2 separate regions of the Homo sapiens genome follow, and region 2 is linked to region 1. A link is an interaction called in ENCODE POLR2A ChIA-PET data of the cell type or tissue named here. Cell type or tissue: endothelial cell of umbilical vein. All regions are shown on one strand. Each heading gives the region's core, and the rest is flanking DNA. Links, peaks and the distances in the headings are about the cores only. Region 1 overlaps LOC105375463 (a long non-coding RNA gene). Region 2 overlaps CAV1 (caveolin 1).

Region 1 (2,921 bases), core at 181-2,680:
AGATGTATATATGAGGGGGAGTTTATTAAAGATTATTGACTCACACAATCACAAGGCCCCACAATAGGCCGTCTGCAGGCTGAGGAACAAGGAAGCCAGTCCGAGTCCCAAAACCTCAAAAGTAAGGAAGTGGACAGTTCAGCCTTCAGTCTGTGGCTGAAGGCCCGAGAGACTGTGGCAAACCACTGGTGTCGGTTCAAGAGGCCAAGAGCTGGAAAACTTGGAGTCTGATGTTTGAGGGCAGGAAGCATCCAGCACAGGAGGAGGATGAAGGCTAGAAGACTCAGCAAGTCTGCTCCTTCCAAGTTCTTCTGCCTGCTTTATTCTAACCATGCTGGCAGCTGATTAGATGGTGCCCACTCAGATTAAAGGTGGGTCTGCCTCTCCCAATCCACTGACTCAAATGTTAGTCTCTGGTAACACCCTCACAGACACACCCAGGAACAATACTTTGCTTCCTTCAGTCTAATTAAGCTGACACTCAATATTAACCATCACAGTAAGCATATCAGAGACTATAGGGTCTGCTGTTTGGGACAGGGTGTTCTGAAAGGACCTCTGGTAAGGTGACTTTTGAGCATAGACCTGAAGAAAATGGAGGAATGAGCCCTGTACATTGTCAGGGAAGAACTGCTCTGGCAGAGGAAATACAGATGGAAAGGGCCTGCACTGGAAAAGTGATCGGCATGTTAGAGGCACAGTGAGGAGGCCAACACAACCGGTGAGGAGTGAATCAGGAGAATAATAGGGGATGAAGTCACAGTATTGGGACCCAGGTCATAGAGAGCCCTGGAAGGCATTTTAAGGACTTGGACTTTGAGGAAAATGAGAAACCATTGGCCAGTTTGGGGTACATGGATGATATTTAACCAGAAGATTCTTTTTCCTCTCTATCAAGTCATCACTTTCCACATTTTATGGAAAGAAGTTTTATCTTTTCTTGTTAAGCTATTGGTGAATTTTTAACTTTGGGGTTTTGTTTCGGATAGGTATTGGGAGAAGGAGAGGCTGTCAACCCATGCCACTATGCTATCTCTAATTCTGCCATCCAGACCGAGTAAGTTTTATTTCCACTGTATTCTGCCGTCCATGGCTTGCAGGAAGGGGTTCACCCCTACTCACCCTACAGGCCACTTCCATGAAGAGCTGTGCCCAGAGGCTCCCTGGGCCCAGCACAACAAGCACATTCACGTATCCCCAGCCTCAAATGAGCCTCATTTACAGTCCAGCAGTGTGTGCCTGCACGGTAGTTCTTTATGTTTCCTTTTCAATAAATATATGACTCATACCAGTATTGTCCTTTGTTTAGCTTTCATCTTTCTCAGAGTTTGAAGTGTTTGTAAGAAATAGTTGTAGATTTATTTTTAAAGCCTTGCTACCTTAAATCAAGAATTTTTTTTTTTTTTTTTTTTTGAGACGGAGTCTTGCTCTGTCGCCCAGGCTGGAGGGCAGTGGTGCCATCTCGGCTCACTGCAAGCACCGCCTCCTGGGTTCATGCCATTCTCCTGCCTCAGCCTCTGAGGTAGCTGGGACCACAGGTGCCTGCCACCACGCCCAGCTAATTTTTTTTTTTTTTATATTTTTAGTAGAGACGGGGTTTCACCATGTTAGCCAGGCTGGTCTCAATCTGCTGACCTTGTGATCCACCCACCTCAGCCTCCCAAAGGGCTGGGATTACAGGCGTGAGCCACCGCGCCTGGCCAAATCAGGAAATTTTAAAAGCATAACATGCCACTGTATTTCTTTTTCTTATGAAAAGCAATAATGCTAAATTTACAGGCATAATGTTGTATTGGCATTAAAGATGGCTATCAATCCATTAAAATAATCAATATGTTATTTCTTGACCTCCTGGCCTCATGATCCACCTGCCTCGGCCTCCCAAAGTGCTGGGATTACAGGCGTGAGCCACCGTGCCCAGCCAAAATAATCAATATGTTATTTCTGATGCTGAATGTATACACAAAAGTTTTCAACTATCTGAAAAAGAGGATCTTCTGATAAATATTCATCATATCCTAATTTTTAAAATTAGAGTACTTCAAATTTAGATGTTATGTTAAAAAAAAAAAACTCCAAATTCTCACACGTGAAACCTGATCTTGGTTCTGATGTTTACTTTTTTTGAAGTAAGTAGAAATAATTGAGTACAGAAGAAACAATTAGCTAGATTTGTTAAAATCTGGTTAAATATTGTTTTAATTATCACAGAAGATGTAAAGAACATGTAATTTTATGGATTATTTATAGAATAGTGGGCAAAACCAATTAGGTATTAAGAAGTGAACCTTGAATTTATGCATTTTTGTAACAGAACTTCTAGCTGTACTAAATACAAACTGAATTTTTGGAGTTAAAAAACTCTTTCATTACGCTTAAGATATATTATTTATCATATTAATAAGCTTCTCACATCATACATTGTGTATTGTTATTGTGGTTATTTTTGTCAACAATTTTTATCAAATGAGTTCTAATTTTTGGTGGAGAAATTTTGGCAACTACACAAAGAATGTACCAAATATCACTTCTGCAAACTACACATATGAACTTTTCAAAATCCATAAATTACTCTTCTCTGGTTTGGCTGAAGTTAGAGAAGCATTGTTAAATAATATTTACTGAACACTTTTTCTAAAAAAAATTGTGTGTTTTCATAATGTGTTTTGATTTAAAAGAAAGTTGTTATTATTAGTGAAAACATTTTTTGTAATGAGCCAATAAAGTCCTCAAAATTAAAATGAATCATACTATGGAAGACCTACATTTGATACACTTTTTTTTCTCTGAGCAGGCAAACGTACTTAAGACCTTTGTGTAAGATCAGAAAATCATAAGACAGCATTAAAAAGTACTATACAGGAGGAGATGGAACAAGATGGCCAAATAGAAGCCTCCAGCAATCATCTCCCCGAAAGGAA
Region 2 (2,921 bases), core at 93-2,592, 260 kb after region 1:
GCCTAGATTTTGCAAGAACCCTAGTGTGTATCTTTTTCCTCACTTGCCAAGCAATGTTCAAACCTGCAGAGATTTATTTCATTCATTTTCTGTGTGTTTAGTAAACAGACTAGAAGCACTGGAGGAAAAAATATTCCAGCAATGAGGTAAGACGAAAGCTATTAGTAACCCTAGTTTAACTTAGCTGAATAGTAGGAAACAACCTCTACCGTGAGGAAGTGTATTGTAGAAACTGAAAAGACGCTAATGATGTTTAAAAAGCTGTAGTTCAAACAAATGTGCATGCAGACCAATGGGTAGACTGAAAATGATGAAGACATTTCCGTTTCTTGTGTCTTTGATAGAAAAGAAAGAGCTTTTATTTTCTTTAGTGTGGCAATCATTCAGATTTGTCCCATGACATGCCCAGAAGGTTGAAGAATAACAAACTCCCAAGTGTAAACACAGAATTTAGCGAAGAATCCAGGCCTCTGGATGAATCCCTGTAATTGCATGTTTGGATAAAATAAGATTTTCATACATTAAACAAGGTAGGATTTTTCTATCTGGGACGGAACTTTCAACACTTGGAGGGGTTGTAGTTATTTCTCCTCAAAGATGGCAAACATGAGTGCCCCGAGTTATCCCTCCTCTCTGTTCAAGTTCGCTAACTAATCACCCAGTATCCATGCTATCGCTGGCCCTTCTGTGGCCTATTTTTATACTGTTCACTGTTCAGTGTCACTTGTTTGGTAACACTCAACATCAACATGTGCTACCAAATTGACACCAGAGGACAAAAAAGAATCAAGATATGTACAGCCTGCTTTGTACTGAGCCAGCTGCCACTAGATGTTTTTTGTGATAATGAACACGTGAGGCCATGTGGACGCGAGAGATGGCTCCGGGTTCCCTCAGACGGCTCACAGCCAGCTGGTCTGCAGTGCGGTTTTAGATTCCGATGTGGGAACCCCATAAAAAAGAATATGCAGGCCAGGCGTGGTGGCTCATGCCTGTAATCCCAGCAATTTGGGAGCCTGAGGCGGGTGGATCACCTGAGGTCAGGAGTTCGAGACCAGCCTCGCCAACATGGTGAAATCCTGCCTCTACTAAAAATAAAAAAAAAAAAAATTAGTCAGGTGTGGTGGCGGATGCCTGTAATCCCAGCTACTTGGGAGGCTGAGGCAGGAGAATCGCTTGAACCTGGGAGGCAGAGGTTGCAGTGAGCAAAGATCGCACCATTGCACTTCAGACTGGGCAACAAGAATGAGACTCTGTCACAAAAAAAAAAAAAAAAAGTCTGCAGGCTGCATAAAGAGGTATGAAAATGTTCCAGAAATCCCAAATCCTATCCCTGAGGTTCATTTTGGTGAGGGAATGTGTGTGCATTTTCTAGGGCTTCCCTAAAAAAGTATCACAAGCTGGATGGCCTAAAGCTACAGAAATTTCTTGGGGACAAATTTCATGATTCTGGAAGCTAGAGGTCCAAAATCAAGGTGTCAGCAAGGCTATGCTTTTTCTGAAGCCTATAGGGAAGGCCTTCCTTGTCTCTCCTAGTTTCTGGTGGTTTGCTGGCAATGTTTGGCATTCTGTGGATTGCAGCTACATAACTCCACTCTGCCTCCATCATTAATGGCCTTCTGCCTGAGTGTTTTCATATGACCATCTTCATATAAGGACACCAGTCATATTTGATGAGGGTTCCACCCTACTCCAGTATGACCTCATCTTCACTAACTACATCTGCAATGACCCTATATCCAAATAAAGTCACATTCTGAGTGTCTGGGGATTAGAACTTCAACAGAGCTTGTTGAAGGGGGCACAATTCAATGCATAACAGGATGGAAACTAGAAACGGGTATGTTTTTATCAGTGTAGAAAGATTTAGCTTAATTTTTCAAAGTGTAATAAAAACCCCAGGAAAACTCATACTCCCTCCTAAGAAGAGCAAAAGATGGAGAAACCCGATGGTTACCTTCAAACAAAAGGAAAGGAGGAATAAGATGAAAAGGAATTAATCCAAAGCAAAGAGAGTGGCTTATATGGAATGTTGGTGCAACTTTCTCTGACACATCTGTGCACTCATCAGCTGGGGCATCATCTCCCTGGGGTACATTTGGTCACTGTGTGCCTCATGGTAATAAACTCCAGAAGCCTCATTGACTTGCTAGAGATGAGCTCATCCTTCTTGCTTGCTTAATGGCAAAATACAAAATAAGCAGTCACTGACATGGAACGATTTCAGGAATGCCAAAAGGTTCTCCTTTTCCAAAATATCTCTTCCATCTTCCCAATACTGTTACTGACATCACTAACACCTCTCCACTTCCGGTTGAGACACCTGGGCCAGAGCTCCTGATGTGGCAGGCAGTGCCCTAAACGTTTTGCATAAATTAACTGATGCCCAGAGCAACAACCCTAAGATATAGGTACTATCATACCGCATCTTACAGATAAGAAACTTAGGCACAAAGAGGTTTAGTAGTTTAGATGAGATAACCCTGATGAGCAGAGATTCGAACCCAGCCTCCATGCTATTAACCAGGACATCATATTGCCTTTCATACATGCTCTTCAAAGGCAACACAGTAATCGATTATCACACTCACTCACATCTGATTGTCACATTTTTCAGATCTGCTCTCCTAGCAGAGAATGAAGCCTAAGGTATCCTTGTTTCTCAAAGTGTCCTCCCCAGACCAGCTGCATCAAAATGAGGGGATGAGGTGCAAATGCCTGGACCCTGCCCTTGGAGCACTGATTCATAATCTCAAGTCCCAAGAATCTGCATTTTAACAAGCATCCCCAGAAATTTCTTAAGTATACTAATGTATGGGAACCACTGACACTAAAGAAATGGAATAAGGGGAACGTACAATGTTACAGTAAACCAGGAAAAGCCAGAAAGACATGACAACACAGTGAGGACTCTGGTAGCC

Evidence for each region. Peaks named below come from ENCODE experiments on the same cell type or tissue, not always from the same donor. Only the 100,000 strongest peaks of a DNase experiment are listed, where the experiment ranks them.
Region 2: POLR2A ChIA-PET joins it to region 1 with 5 read pairs; 3 of 35 experiments call an interaction of 5 or more read pairs at or near these places.

The regions. Positions count from the first base shown.
Region 1 is chr7:116,287,058-116,289,978 of GRCh38, forward strand. LOC105375463 (a long non-coding RNA gene) reads left to right here. Exons shown (of 7, transcript XR_001745336.2): 2 at 990-1,057; 3 at 2,795-2,921. Among named protein-coding and RNA genes, the nearest start is that of TES, 78 kb to the left of the region's middle. In endothelial cell of umbilical vein, for the core only: no CTCF peak of the experiment used is centred there; a DNase peak (open chromatin) is centred at 1,234; H3K27ac peaks cover 1,164 bases.
Region 2 is chr7:116,545,438-116,548,358 of GRCh38, forward strand. All of the region lies in intron 2 of CAV1 (caveolin 1), which reads left to right. Among named protein-coding and RNA genes, the nearest start is that of CAV1, 22 kb to the left of the region's middle. In endothelial cell of umbilical vein, for the core only: no CTCF peak of the experiment used is centred there; no DNase peak of the experiment used is centred there.